3 separate regions of the Homo sapiens genome follow, and regions 1 and 2 are each linked to region 3. The links are chromatin loops, found by intact Hi-C in ENCODE. Cell type or tissue: B cell. All regions are shown on one strand.

Region 1 (5,000 bases), 480 kb after region 3:
AGATGGAGTTGCTGAAACTGTCAAGTACTCAGCAATTAGAGAGAAGGAGGTAAAGCCCAAAAGCCTTATTAACATATAATTTCCTGCACAGGTTTTTCCCTCTCCCCCTAGACCTGCTTTATTTTACATAATGCCCCTTGCTTTTGACACTCCAGCCTTCTCATTCCTTGGAGATGCCATATGCCCTGCTGCTACGGGGCCTTTGCTTACATTGCTTCCTATGCCTCTACCCTTTGATTGACATCTGTCTGTCTTCTAGGTCTCTGCTCAATTATATTACTTCCTCCTGGACCCTCTGCACTAGGCACACCCCCTGGATAAAAGCAGCTGAAGCATCACATTCTTTAGTAGACTTCTTACAATTGTAATTTTACAATTATTGATGGGATTTGATGAGTTGGACCCTCCCACTAAATCAAGCCCCATATTTTTAACAACAAATATATTTGAGGGGTCCAGCACAAGCCTGATATTTAGGGATCCAGTGAATATTTGAATGAATGAGAGTACGCATAAATGAAAGGGGACCAGGGCTGTGTATAGTCTGTTACTCTCCAGCCCTGGTCCCTTTTTCCCCAGTTCCCCTCTTTCCCCTTTTACCCTGTCTCCCCAGATGAGGAGCAATACCAAAGATATTTAACAGTCCTGGGTATAGCTATCTGACTGTAAATTGATCACAAAACACATGAAGCTGTGAGTTTAGCAGGTGAGGATGAAAGAAGTTAGCATTGGTTATCTGCTGGATATGAAGTACTTGAGGATGCATAGTCCTGCTCACCCTGAAAAGATCCCATGGGCTTTAGGTCCCATGGGTTTAGGTTTCTTAGATGTCATGTTTGGCTTTCTAGCTGCAGGCTGCTGATGGGTAACCATGGTAGCTGCCAGGTCTTAAAGTCTCACTTTTGAGATTTACTTAACTTTTTGGAGTCCTGACTTTGAAAATTACCAAAGTAATCCCTGATCTTTATAGAGCAATTAGGAAAAGTAAGAAAAAGAAAAATCATGTGAAATTTCCTCAGCTTGAGGGGAGCCTCTCAACGTTTAGCACATATATTCTAAGTCCATTTCCCATGCAGACATCAGGCTTAAAAGAATTGAACCTACAGTAGGCCGGGTGCGGTGGCTCACGCCTGTAGCACTTTGGGAGGCCGAGGTGGGCGGATCAGGAGGTCAGGAGATTGAGACCATCCTGACTAACACGGTGAAGCTCCATCTTTACTAAAAAATACAAAAAAATTAGCCAGGCGTGGTGGCAGGCGCCTGTAGTCCCAGCTACTCGGGAGCCTGAGGCAGGAGAAGGGCATGAACCCGGGAGGCAGAGCTTGCAGTGAGCCGAGATCCCGCCACTGCACTTCAGCCAGGGTGACAGAGCAAGACTCCGTCTCAAAAAAATAATAATAAATAAATAAATAAATAATTGAACCTACAAAAAATCAGCTACCCCAAATTAACCAACCATTGAACTTTTCAGTGTATTTTTTTCTGTTCTTGTTTTTTAACTTTAACCTTTTCTAGATGACTGTGTGTGTGTGTGTGTGTGTGTGTGTATTTTCATTTGCAGCCTACTTTTTTTCTTAATGTGAACTTATTTAACCCATCTTTGAGACTTTTGTGAATTTAATTTTTTTGTTCTTAAACCGTATCATAATTTATTTAATAATCTTCTAATATTAAATGTTATTTATGAAATGTTTCATAAATTTCATAAATGTTTCATAAATAAATAGAAAAGTTCAGAGAGAAACCACAAGTGCTAAGAAAATGTAGCACCTAGCATCAGTGGTTTTGTATCTTGCCACATTTGCTTCAAAGGTGCCTACCCACCATATTCGTCCTTAACTCTAATCATTTTGGGTGGGGATTCCTTGGTATCTCTGCCTTTTTATTCTTTTTTTGTTTTTGAGACAGGATCTCCCTCTGTTGCCCAGGCTGGAGTTCAGTGGTGCAGACAGCTCACTGCAGCCTCAAACTCCTGGGCTCAAGCCATCCTCCCATCTCAGCCTCCTGAATAGCTGGCTAGGACCACAGGTGTTCGCCACCATGCCTGGCCAACTTTTTATTCTTTTTACCTAGAGAGGGATTTCATTTTTATCCCTTATAGATAACCTTTATTGTGTAGTTGTTCTTTTCTTCATTGACTATTATGTATGAATGTTTGTGTGTGTTTATGTGAAAATAAAATCAGGCCTCCATGGAATTGTGGGTCTGTTTCTGCCCTCTGCTGTTTGTTTTGTTTCTCTGCTGTTTGACAGTATCATAATCTTAAATACTGCAGATTTCTAATGTCTTATTAGGGCAAGTCCCCATAATCTGTTTTTATTCAGAATTGTCATGGTTATCAATCTTTGGCTTTTTACTTTTCTGTGTGAATTTGAGGATTATCTTTTACTTATTTATTTATTTTTTTGAAATAGAGTTTCAGTCTTGTTGCTCAGACTGGAGTGCAATTGTGCAATCTCGGCTCACTGCAACCTCTGCCTCCCAAGTTTAAGCGATTCTCCTGCCTCAGCCTCCTGAGTAGCTGGGATTACAGGCACCGGCCACCACATCAAGCTAATTTTTATATTTTTAGTAAAGATGGGGTTTTGCCATGGTTTCACCATGTTGGCCAGGCTGGTCTCAAACTCCTGACCGCAGGTGATCCCAAAGTGCTGGGATTACAGGTATGAGCCTCCCAAAGTGCTGGGATTACAGGCATGAGCCACTGTCCCCAGCAGGATTATCTTACTATATTGTGCCACAGAATATTTTATTAGCGTTTGATTGGAATTACATAGAATTATAAATTTGGTATTTGTGACTTTCTGCTGGAAATCATGATACCATGAACATTCTGATGTTTGCGTTTATGATAATTTTCATGGGAGCTAAATTTCAAGAAGTAGAATTTTGGGTCAGAGGATATGATCATTTAAAAGCAACATTGTTTGATCAGATTGGCAGATACTTAAAGATGGGTGGACAGGAGCCATTGCTGGCAAAGGTTTGGGTAAGGGGCACTTGAGTATGCTGCTAGTGACAGGGAATTCTACGCATTTGTGCATAGAATCTGGGAATGACTATTAAGATTTATTTATTCCCTCTCTAGGTAAAATCCTTCTCTAGGTATATAAATAAATAATAAATAATAAATAAATAATCAGTTTCAGCCAGGCACAATGGCTCACACCTGTAATCCCAGCACTTTGGGAGGCCAAGGCCGATGGATCACTTGAGGTCAAGGAGTTTGAGACCAGTCTGGCCAACGTGGTGAAACCCCATCTCTACTAAAAAAAAAAAAAATGCAGGCCGGGCATGGTGGCTCACACCTGTAATCCCAGCACTTTGGGAGGCCGAGGTGGGCGAATCATGAGGTCAGATTGAGACCATCCTGGTTAACATGGTGAAACCCCATCTCTACTAAAAATACAAAAAAAATTAGCTGGGCATGGTGGCAGGCACCTGTAGTCCCAGCTACTCAGGAGGCTGAGGCAGGAGAATGGCGTGAACCCAGGAGGCAGAGCTTGCAGTGAGCCGAGATCGCACCACTGCACTCCAGCCTTGGCAACAGAGTGAGACTCCATCTCAAAAAAAAAAAAAAAAAAAAAAAAAAAAAAAAGGGCAAAAACAAATTAGCCGGGTGTGGTGGTGCACGCCTGTAATCCCAATTACTTGGGAGGCTGAGGCAAGAGAATCATTTGAGCCTGGGAGGTGGCGGTTGCAGTGAGCCAAGATCCTGCCACTGCACTCCAGCCTGGGTGACAGAGCTAGACTCTGTCTCTAAATAAATAAATAAATAAGCAGGAAGGGTAGGAGAGCTCTAAATATATGCACGTGTTAGCTTATATTTGTGTTCAGAGCCTCAGGAAATGAGCATACACACCAGGCTTAAATTGGGTATTCCAAGGATCAGGTTGGGGATAGGGAGGGAACTATTTTAAAATACATCTCTTTTCCATGTGCCTTTATATTGACTTAAAATTTTAAAAATTGAGATAGAATTCACATACCATAAAATTCAGTCCTTTAAAAAGTATACAATTTGGTGGTTTTTACTGTACTCAAAGTTTTATAATCACGGCCACTGTCTAATGCCAGAAGATTTTCATCAGTTCATTTATATTGACTTCTTATTTCTTTCTTTGTAAAAAATTTTAATTTCATTTCATTTTATTTTTGAGATAGAGTCTCACTTTTTCACCCAAGCTGCAGTGCAGTGGTGCAATCAGGGCTCACTGCAGCCTTTACCTCCCAAGCTCAAGAGTTCCTCCTGACTAAGCCCCACAAGTAGCTGGAATTACAGGTGCACACCACCATACCTGGCTAATTTTTGTATTTTTTGTAGAGATGAGGTCTCACTATGTTGCCCAGGCTGATCTTGAACTCCTGAGCTCAAGTGATCCCCTTGCCTCGGTCTCAGAGAGTGCTGGCCTTACAGGCGTGAGCCACCGCACCTGGCCTATATTGACTTTTTATAACAAGCATGTTGTACTTCGGTAGTTTTTAAAACATAAAAATGATTTTAAAAACCAAGAATCACAGTGATTTGGCAGAGCAGTGGGTCTTTTCTGGAAAAGAGAGTCTTGCCTACCCATGCTGTCAGGGTTAGTCAAATGCCCAGGCTTTCTGGCAAGTCAGTGGTAGATTTTTCTCTCTGCTTTCATACAAATGGGATAATAAAAATTTATCAGCCATTTTAAGCAACTGAATGAAAATAAGTTTTGCCTTTACCATTTTCCTTGTTCAAAATCCTGAAGTTCTAGTTTCCTAGTTGATAAATTACATCAGTTGACATTCTCCATAAGCTGGGGTCAGAATACTGTATCATTGCCCATCAACATTATTAGGTTAAATGAAAAGGTGTGAAAACTGATATCTTACTGTTTTTGCAACTCTTGGTTTACAACGAGGTTAAAGTTTCATCATGTTTCCTAGTCATTTGTATTTAAATTTTTTTTTTTTTTTTTTTTGGTGAATGGACTATTCTTTGCTGTTAGTCCATGACCCACTGTTACGGACAC
Region 2 (5,000 bases), 340 kb after region 3:
AAAGAAACAAACCACAAGTGAATCAACGACAACCCTCAAGAACCAGACGCTACTACTGACAACCATTAGGGTTTCTTGGCTGCTTGAATCAATTCATTCCCAGCTCTGCTTTGAGCTGGCACTAATTTAAAGGAGACAAAAATGTTGGAGCTAAGGCTGCCAGATTTAGGAAATATAAATACAGCAAGCCCAGTTACACTTTAATTTCAGACAAACAACGAATCTTTTTTTTAGTACAAGTATGCTCCCACGTAATATTTATAGTAAAAATTTATTTTAAAAATTTTACAAAAATTCACTGTTTATCTGAAATTCATATCAACTAGGCATCCTGTATTTTATCTGGCAAACCTAGCTGGAGCCAAAAGGTAGAATAGTAATCAATCCAATTTCCTCATTTTTCAGCAGAAACTGAGAACCAAAGAAAGGAACTGACTTGCTTAAGCTTAAGCCAAAGATCAGGGAAGTAAGTTGGTTTTGAAAAGAGAAAACCTTTCCACTAGGTCACCTTGGGTACCACTTACAGTACATTCCACTTCCAATTCTTGCTCAACTCACAGAAGCACCAAGCAGACAAGGTGTAAAAGAGTATGGTTTCCCTCTTGTAACATTAAACTTCAAGTTTCAGTACATCTCTTAAAACCCTAGTCTCCAAAATCAATTAGGAAACTATGTGCTACTCTTAAAAAAAAAAAACCTGATAATTTTGTCTACACACTACCACCTCATACTGTTTATATTTTCACTCACCATATGAAACAGGACATCCTTCTCTCCTGAACTCAGTTCTCTCAAAATCCAAAATTCTCTTGCTCCAGGGTCTCAAGATTTCACACAAGAGCATGTTCACATTATTTCATGACTCTCAACGACTTGAGTTCGTATACTCCTTCAGTTTTCATGCTTTTTAGCGTTTTCATGTTTTTCAGATATGTCCTAACCCATTCGGTTGGCCTCAAAAGTCTCCCATTCCCATTCTGTATCGGAGCAACTAAATCAGCAATGAGGAATGAAGTCTCACTATTATAAACATACACTTACTTCCCCAGGGACTGGGATGCAAGGAAACATGGAAAGAGAAACGTCTTTATCAGAAATTTTGGGGCCAAAAAGGCCCCGAAGTATGGTATGTGAGGGTTATGCTAGCTGTCTAATTACATAGCATGCAATCGAACAAAATAAAGAGAAAAATAACAGAAAACTCCACACATGCAAAGAATTCATTTTCCAGATCCCATCAAATTAAAAAATACACAAAACATTTCCTCAACTCCATACAGAGCTCCTCAACCTATGACTTGCAGGGGTCCTCAAGGGTAGTTAGCGTGGGGATGGGTGGTGAGAATAGTGATAGTGAGGCAGAAAAGGGTTCCATTTTTATTTATTTATTTTTACAATTTGGGCTTCCAAATAGGTTTTAAGAAAAAAAGGTTTTGTTGCATTAAAGAAACATGAAAACGGTAACATAAACCATTATAACCCCCACCCAATAAGTTTTCTATTAAAAACTTCACCCAGGTGGACAGGAATACGAATCGTTTAAGATGAAAACAGATTTAAAGACCAAAGAAAAGTTAGCAATTAAAGGACAAAATAGTTACCTATGCTTTCCTTCTGGCACCCCGAATGTACGCAGGTCTCTCGAGATCACACGTCAGACGTGGAAGGTCCTCACGGATCACTAGTCCGAGCTTCCATTTTACAGATGTGCACACTCAGGCCAAAGACGACGGCTGACGGGCCAACGTCTCACAGCCGGTCAGGGAAAGGAATTCACCTGGCACCCGGGGCGGCCGGCCTAGAGCCCTGGGCGCTGACCGTTTCTGCGATTCCTGGTTCCGCTCGGCCCGGCCCCAGGGGCAGACGCGAGCACCGGGGCAGAGAGACCCACTGCCTGGAGTCGCGCTGCCTCTCCGCGGGCTCCACGCCGGGCCCGCAGCGCAGGGATGGGTCCTTGGCGGCCGCCCCCACCCAGCCCAGCCCAGCCCAGCCCAGCCCAGCCCACCTGTAGCCGACGCGCTGCCGGCAGCCACACCCCCTGCCCGGGCCGGGGGCTCGGCCGCCCTTATTGGCGGCCAGCGGCGGCGGCTGCGCGCGGCGTGGGGGACTCCGATCCTAGAGGCCGCAGGAGTTACCTCAGGTGGGCTCTGAGCTGGCGGCGCTACCGCCCTGGCCCGCCTCGAGCATGCCCGAGACGTGGACGCAGCAAGGCCGCACCTCCCCCAGCGCGTCGCCTGTTTACACCCTACGCCCCTCCGCGGGAGGACACCGAGTGGCAGGTCACGTGACGCGGGCGTCACGTGTCCGGCCGAGTTGGGTGGAGGCGTTGCCCCGGCGACTGCAGCGCGCTGGGGGCGGGCTGCAGCGGGTGCCGCCGCGCGGCCTTTCTGTGCTTCCACCCCTTCGCAGTGCCCAGGCGACAACCCACTGGGCTTGGAACCGAAAAGACTTCCCCAGCTCTGTGTGTGTCGTTTAGTGTCTCCTGGCCCTGACTACATGTTATTAATATTAGTGTTTTGGAAGGAAAAGGAAATTTTGTCTGGCAAAAGGATGTTTTACTTGGAGAAGAAGATGGAAAATACTTTCTTACCTGAGGCTATCAAACGGGAGGAAAAGCGAAGGAATAAGTAATAACGGTTTTTGCCTTGACAGATTTTTGTTTGCTTTCGCTCCCTAATCTGGACTGAAAGATTCCCACAGCATAGCCTCTCAGCCAGAGAAAGCACGTGAAGGAGGTTTATACGACTTCTTACTTTTAAGTTGTATTTTAATTTTTATGGGGGAATCATCTCTGTGTACATACAGACGTCTAAATATTTGATTCTGCATTCATCTCTTTTTTTTTTTTTTGAGACGGAGTCTCACTCTGTAGCCCAGGCTGGAGTGCAGTGGTACGATCTCGGCTCACTGCAAGCTCCACCTCCTGGGTTCACGCCATTCTCCTGCCTCAGCCTCCCCAGTAGCTGGGACTACAGGCGCCCGCCACCACGCCCGGCTATTTTTTTGTGTTTTTAGTAGAGACGAGGTTTCACCGTGTTAGCCAGGATGGTCTCAATCTCCTGACCTCGTGATCCGCCTGCCTCTGCCTGCCAAAGTGCTGGGAATACAGGCATGAGCCACTGCACCGGGCCAGACTCTGCATTCATCTTTTGTCCACATAAAACTCTCATTATTCCTCTGTCACTTTCATCACTGTCTACCAAATCCAATTTTCCTACATCAAACTTCCCAGAAATAGTTTCAACCACTGCCAGTTTTATTTCTCCCATAATCATGCATAAAAGATGAATAATTTGTATTTCTTAGTAAATTCATGAGTGAATTATAAGCAAATCCTCTCAAATATTCCATAGTTGTTCTGTTGTCCCGGAGTGATCTATCATATAGCTAATCAATTCCTCCCTACAATTCTGACCACTTTGAATTTTTGGCTAAGTAAAAAGCAGATTGTCAGGTTCAAAACAGTGTGCTCAAGATATCCTCTGGATCAGCAAGGTCAAAACATCTCCATTTCTATAACACACTTACAATACAGTATTACAAAGAGCAGAAAAATGATGAATTTTCTCCATTTGTCTTTTACTGTGGAAAATAGGTTATCAAGGCCAGTTGCCACAACCTGGTTGGCTCTACTGCTTCTGGCAGCAGGTGTTCCATGAAGGTAGTACCAATATCTTCCATTGGTATAGCTTATGCCTAGACCAGGCTTGTTGAGCCAAAGGGTTGGCTGACTGATGAATGGATATGGAATCCTGTCATCCTTCTACAGGAAGCGGCAGAACCTTCGTAGTTCAACAGGGATCTGTGAGCTATGCAGGGCTGATAAGCAGCACTCATGGAGACAAAGCTAGGGTGAGTCCTGGCGCAACCATTACTGTCTAGGCAATTTCCTTAACCTTTCCGAGCCTCTCTTCAGCTTTCTGAAAGATATCTACTGAATAGAGTGGTTATGAGACAAAATGAGGTAATGCCTGTATAACACTTTTAAGTGCCCAATACATACAGTGTTGGGTAAATGTTAACCAATATGGTCTTTGGCGACGGGGTATTAGTATAGGAGGTCAGAGTCCTGAGGGAAAGGGAGCTGACAACTTGAACGTGTCCAGGTCCTGGGTCCAGATTCTTGCCACCTGGAGTGTAGTTCAAGAAGGGATTGCCAGCCAGGCGTGGTGGCTCACGTCTGTAATACTAGCACTTTGGGAGGCCGAGGCAGGCAGATCACCTGAGCTCAGGAGTTCAAGACCGGCCTGGCCAACGTGGCCTAGCCAACATGAAACCTCCTCTCTACTAAAAATACAAAAATTAGCCAGGCATGGTGGCGGGTATCTGTAATCCCAGCTACTCGGGAGGCTGAGACAGGATAATCACTTGAACCTAGGAGGCAGATGCTGCAGTGAGCCAAGATCATGCCACTGCACTCCAGCCTAGGTGACAGAGTGAGACTCCATCTCCAAAAAAAAAAAAGGGGGGGGCGGATTGCCAGCAAGGAAACAAAGCACAATTGGGAAGAAACTGTTGCACTCAGAATGTAAGGCAGCCAGTAAGGGAATTGCTCATAGGGCACCAGGTGCTCACTCCAAGAGGCATACTGGCCTTGTGGCAACAGCTTAATTCCAAATCCTCCCTGCTTGTGTTAATGGGGACTCCTAATACACTGCCTTTCCTTTGCCTTAGCCCACATAGGGAAATTACCTACCCTCTCCTACAGTTTGTGGGACATGAAGACATAAGAAAGAATTCAGGCTTGAGCCAAGTGATCAGTGTTATCTCCAGAACCAGTCACACTGACTCCCTACCAAATGGTTAAATACATCAACCCATCAACCATGTTCTAGTTTTGTTGTTGTTGTTGTTGTTGTTGTTTGAGACGAGTTTTGCTTGTGTTGCCAAGGCTGGAGAGCAATGATGCGATCTCAGCTCACTGCAACCTCCACCTATCTGGTTCAAGCAATTCTCCCATCTCAGCCTCCTGAGTAGCTGGGATTACAGGCGCCTGCCAC
Region 3 (5,000 bases):
AGCCAAACCAGTCATGCTCCTGCTTCTTGGGTATGGCATTTGCTGTTCCCTTTGCCTGGAATGCTCTTCCCTGTATATCCACATCGTTTGTCTTCCTACATTTCTTCAGGTCTTTACTCAGACATCCCCAAATTGGCTGGCGTGATGGTACATGCCTGTAATCCCAGCTACTCAGGAGACTGAGGCAGGATAATCGCTTGAATCTAGGAGGTGGAGGTTACAGTGAGCTGAGATCGTTTCACTGCACTCCAGCCTGAGTGATGGAGCAAGACTGTCTCCAAAAAAAAAAAAAAAAGATAGCCCCAACTCAATACGGCCTTCCTTGTGTAAACTCTCCCAACATTCCCATCTCCTTTCCTGCTTGACTTTTCTCCACAGCAAGTATTACCTTCTTCTACATACTACATATTTAACTTTTTTTTTTTTTGGAGACAAGGTCTCACTCTGTTGTCCAGGCTGGAGTGCAGGGCTACAATCATAGTTCACTGCAGCCTTGAACTTCTGGGCTCAAGTGATCCTCCCACCTCAGCCTCCTAAGTACTGGGACTACAGGTGCATGCCACTATGCATAGCTAATAAAAAAAATTTTAGAGATGTGGTCTTGTTATGTTGCCCAGGCTAACTTGTTTATTTCATTGTCTTTCCCGCTGAAGAGAATACAAGTTCCATGAATGCACAGATTTCTGTTCTGCTCACTGCCATGTTCCCAGTTTTTAGGTGTCTGCACATGAGAGGCACTCAATAAATATCTAATAAATAAATAAACAAGTGCTTTGATTCCTCTCTTCCACAAGCCCTCCCAAAACTGTTCTCCCTGAGACTTCTTTACCTCAGTGTTTCAAGCCTACAACTTCAGTCATCTCTGATTCCTCTCTCTTCACTCCACATCCACTCCATTCTACCTTCAAAACATATCTCAGAGGGCTCCATCTCCAGGTGACCACCATTGTTCTTCACCTGTTCCCACTGAAACATCTTCTTAATAGAACTAATTCCGGAGCAGCCATAGTGTTCTCCACTGAATTGCCTGCATGTCTGCAAACTCCAATGAGATGCTGCTCCTGCTCTGACTAAAATGCTCCGGCAGATCCCTGTTGCACCTAAAGTAAAATTCCAGCTCCTTCTCACGGTCTGCAAGCCCCAGCTGCTCTGGCCTGTGCCTCCTTCCCAGGCCGCCCGCACCTCACTGCTGGTTGCACTTCCTTCATCCCAGGAGGACTCCTGCCCATGGCCCTGCTCCTGCAGCTCTTCCTGCCAGGAGACTTCTTTCCTCAGCTGAAGCTGAACCCGCACAGCTAAGGACTCCCTGTCATGGGCCCTCACCTCACATGTCACCTCCTCAGAGAAGCCCGTGCTATCGAATGTTGCCCTCCCCCAGCATCATCCTGTTTTATTTTCCTATTATAATCAAAACCGATCTTATTTATTGTTTATTTGCTTTGTCCGGTCTCTTTCCCAACAAGGATGTAAGTCCCACGGGTGGGGAGACGGAGACTCTGTCTGACTTCTTCACTGTGGTGTCGCCAGCACCCAGAACAATTCGCAGCCATGGCAGCCTTCTAGAAACATCCTTTGAAATAGTGGGTGCTTGGATTTCTCTCAAACACATAACTAGAAAACATTTGTTTTCTTCTGAGTAATCTTCATTATATTTCTTTTTCTTTTTCTTTTTTTTTTTTTTTTGAAACGGAGTCTCCCTCTTTCTCCAGGCCGGACTGCAGTGGCGCTATCTCGGCTCACTGCAAGCTCCGCCTCCCGGGTTCACGCCATTCTCCTGCCTCAGCCTCCCGAGAGTAGCTGGGACTGCAGGAGCCCGCCACCGCGCCCGGCTAATTTTTTTTGTATTTTTACTAGAGACGGGGTTTCACCGTGTTAGCCAGGATGGTCTCGATCTGCTGACCTCGTGATCCGCAGTGCCCCTTTTCTGTTTCTTTTTTTTTTTCTTTTTTCTTTTTCTTTCTTTTTTTTTTTTTTTTTTTTTTTTTTTTTTTTTTTTTTTTGAGACGGAGTTTCGCTCTTGTCACCCAGGCTGGAGTGCAATGGCGTGATATTGGCTCACTGCAACCTCTGCCTCTGGGATTACAGGCGTGAGCCACCGCGCCCCGCCCTATTGTATTTCTAAATGAGTATCTGTGTGTATCTAACTCCAAATATTAAATTCATAGCAGAGCTATGATGTGCTCAAGGCCACAGAACAGCCATGACCATGACCACTGACATTATCCTAAAGTGCTAGAATTATATAAGGCAGGAATGGCTAAAACCAGTAATTTCAAAAGAAAAAGAAATGCACCACTAGATGGCACTGTCTTTCCAACTTAAATATGATTTCAGTTAATTCAGAATCCGAAGAAGCTCGAGTTTTCTAATCTTCACCCCCTTGTTTCACGGAACAGCACATTTGCCAAGTTTTAGATCATGCACTTTTTCTGGTAAGCAAGTTAAAATTTCATGATAATCATTGCTGTCTTTATGATCACGTTTATATTAGCAAGCATTTTTTTTTTTTTGACATGGAGTCTCGCCCTGTTGCCCAAGCAACAGGCGTGATGCGATGGCGTGATCTTGCCTTAGCTCACTGCAACCTCCGCCTCCTGAGTTCAAATGATTCTCTAGCCTCAGCCTCCCAAGGGATTACAGGTGCCCGCCACCACACCAAGCAGCTCCCCCAGGCTTGCTGCCACCTTGCAGTTTGATCTCAGACTGCTGTGCTAGCAATCAGCGAGACCCCGTGGGCATTGGACCCTCTGAGCCATGTGTGGGATATAATCTCCTGGTGCGCCATTTTTTAAGCCCATCGGAAAAGTGCAGTATTAGGGTGGGAGTGACCCAATTTTCCAGGTGCCATCTGTCACCTCTTTCTTTGGCTAGGAAAGGGAACTCCCTGACCCCTTGCACTTCCTGAGTGAGGCAATGTCTTGCCTTTCTTCGGCTCGCACATGGTGCACTGCACCCACTATCCTGCGCCCACTGTCTGGCACTCCCTAGTGAGATGAACCCGGTACCTCAGATGGAAATGCAGAAATCACCCATCTTCTGCATTGCTCATGCTGGGAGCTGTAGACAGGAGCTGTTCCTGTTCAGCCATCTTGGCTGCAGCCCACTCTATGTCTTTTAATGGGAGAGTTTAGTCTATTTACTTTCAATGTAATTATAAGTAAGGACTTACTTCTGCAATTTTGTTATTTGTTTCTGGTTATTTTGTGGTCTTCTCTTTCTTCTTTCCTTCCTTCTTGTCTTGCTTTTAATGAAGATAATTTTCTCTGGTAGTAGATTTAACTTCTTGCCTTTCATTTTTTGTGTATCTGTTTTGTTTTTTATTTGAGTTTACCCTGAGGTTTGCAAATAATATAACCCATTATTTATGCTGATCACAACTTAACACTAATTACAGAAACAAACTAACAATGAAGCAAAAAGAGAACCAATACAAATGTTACACTTTATTTTGTGCCCCCAACTTTTTGAGGTGCTCCCACCTCAAGAACCCAGACAAAGAAGAGAAAAATAAATTCAAAGCAAGCAAAAACAAGAAAATAATAGTTATAAGAGCAGAAATCAATAAAATTAAAAACAGAAAAACAAAAGAGATAATCAATTAAAAAGAGCTGGTTCTTTGAAAAAATCAATAAATTTGAAAAACTCTATCAAGACTGCCAATGAAAAAAGAGAGAAGACTCAAATCATCAGTACCAGTAATGAAACAGGAGACATTAATAGAGACCCTACAAACATTAAAAAGATAATAAGGGAATGCTAAAAACACTACAGACATAAATTTGACAACTTTAAGGAGATGAACCAATACCACAACTCACTTAATATGAAATAAATTATTTGAATAATCCTATACCAAATAAGAAAATTGAATTCAAAATTTCAAAACTCCCAAAAAGAAATCTCCATATGTTTTAGGAAAAATTGGGTTGTGGCTGAGCATGGTGGCTCATGCCTGTAATCCCAGCACTTTGGAAAGCTGAGGCAGGCAGATCATGAGGTCAGGAGATCAAGACCATCCTGGCCCACATGGAGAAACCCTGTCTCTACTAAAAATACAAAAATTAGGTGGTGGGTACCTGTAATCTCAGCTACTTGGGAGGCTGAGGCAGGAGAATCACTTGAACCTAGAAGACAGAGGTTGCAGTGAGCCAAGATCACACCACTGCACTCTAGCCTGGTGACAAAGTGAGACTCCATCTCAAAAAAAAAAAAAAAAAAATTAGCACCTATTTTATGAAATATCTTACAAAGAAATAGAAGAGACACAAAAGCTTTACAATTCATTTTATAAAGCTATTATTACTCTATTTCAAAAATAGACAGTGATAGTACAAAAAGAAAACTAGAGGCCAATGTCTCTCATAAACATAGATACAAAATTCTCAATAAAAATTAGCAAATAGAATACAGTGATATGTACAAATAACTATATACTATGACAAAGTGGGGTTTATTCCAAGTATGCATGGCTGGTTTAATATTCAGAAATCAATGTAATCTACCATATTAAGAAGCTAAAAAAGAAAATTCACATGATCCTATTATTGGCTACAGAAAAGCATTTGTCAAATTTTTACTTATATTAAAACTCTCAGAAAAATAGGAATATAAGGGAATATCGTCAACTTGCTACAAAAAACCCACAGCTAACATCATACTTAAGAGTGAAATACTGAATGATTTCCCCTGAGGATCAGGAACAAGGTAAGAATGCCCACTCCCTACTTTCATCCAACATAGCACTGGAAGTCTAGCCAGTGCTATGAGACATAAAAAAGAAACAAAAGACACACAGATCAAAAGGAAAAATAAAACTGTTACTATTTGCAGATGACATGATTGCCTATTTAGAAAATTCCAATGAATTTATATACACAAAAAGTTTACAAACATCAACAACCAATGAGTGCGTTCAGCAAGGCTGCAGGATACAAGATCAACATACAAAAATTAATTATATTTCTGTATACTAACAATGAAAGTGTGGACATTGAAACTAA

What was found. Hi-C counts contacts between places; a loop is a spot of excess contacts. Peaks named below come from ENCODE experiments on the same cell type or tissue, not always from the same donor. Only the 100,000 strongest peaks of a DNase experiment are listed, where the experiment ranks them.
Region 1: a loop joins it to region 3, with 16 times the contacts of the local background. A loop is called at or near these places in 8 of 110 quality-filtered maps.
Region 2: it touches region 3 in a loop (6-fold over the local background); 6 of 110 quality-filtered maps call a loop at or near these places.

What each region holds. Positions count from the first base shown.
Region 1 is chr10:45,732,840-45,737,839 of GRCh38, forward strand. All of the region lies in intron 3 of WASHC2C (WASH complex subunit 2C), which reads left to right. Among named protein-coding and RNA genes, the nearest start is that of WASHC2C, 8.1 kb to the left of the region's middle. In B cell, a CTCF peak has its summit at 2,234 (motif pointing left); no DNase peak of the experiment used is centred here.
Region 2 is chr10:45,592,634-45,597,633 of GRCh38, forward strand. It overlaps a transcript of MARCHF8 not described here. Among named protein-coding and RNA genes, the nearest start is that of MARCHF8, 60 kb to the left of the region's middle. RefSeq lists silencers at 1,761-1,830, 1,931-2,090, 2,371-2,440. In B cell, no CTCF peak of the experiment used is centred here; DNase peaks (open chromatin) are centred at 28, 478, 1,688 and 2,278; H3K4me3 peaks cover 2,305 bases; H3K27ac peaks cover 2,571 bases.
Region 3 is chr10:45,247,950-45,252,949 of GRCh38, forward strand. No RefSeq gene overlaps it. Among named protein-coding and RNA genes, the nearest start is that of OR13A1, 65 kb to the right of the region's middle. In B cell, CTCF peaks have their summits at 2,322 (motif pointing right) and 2,525; a DNase peak (open chromatin) is centred at 2,442; H3K4me3 peaks cover 829 bases; H3K27ac peaks cover 653 bases.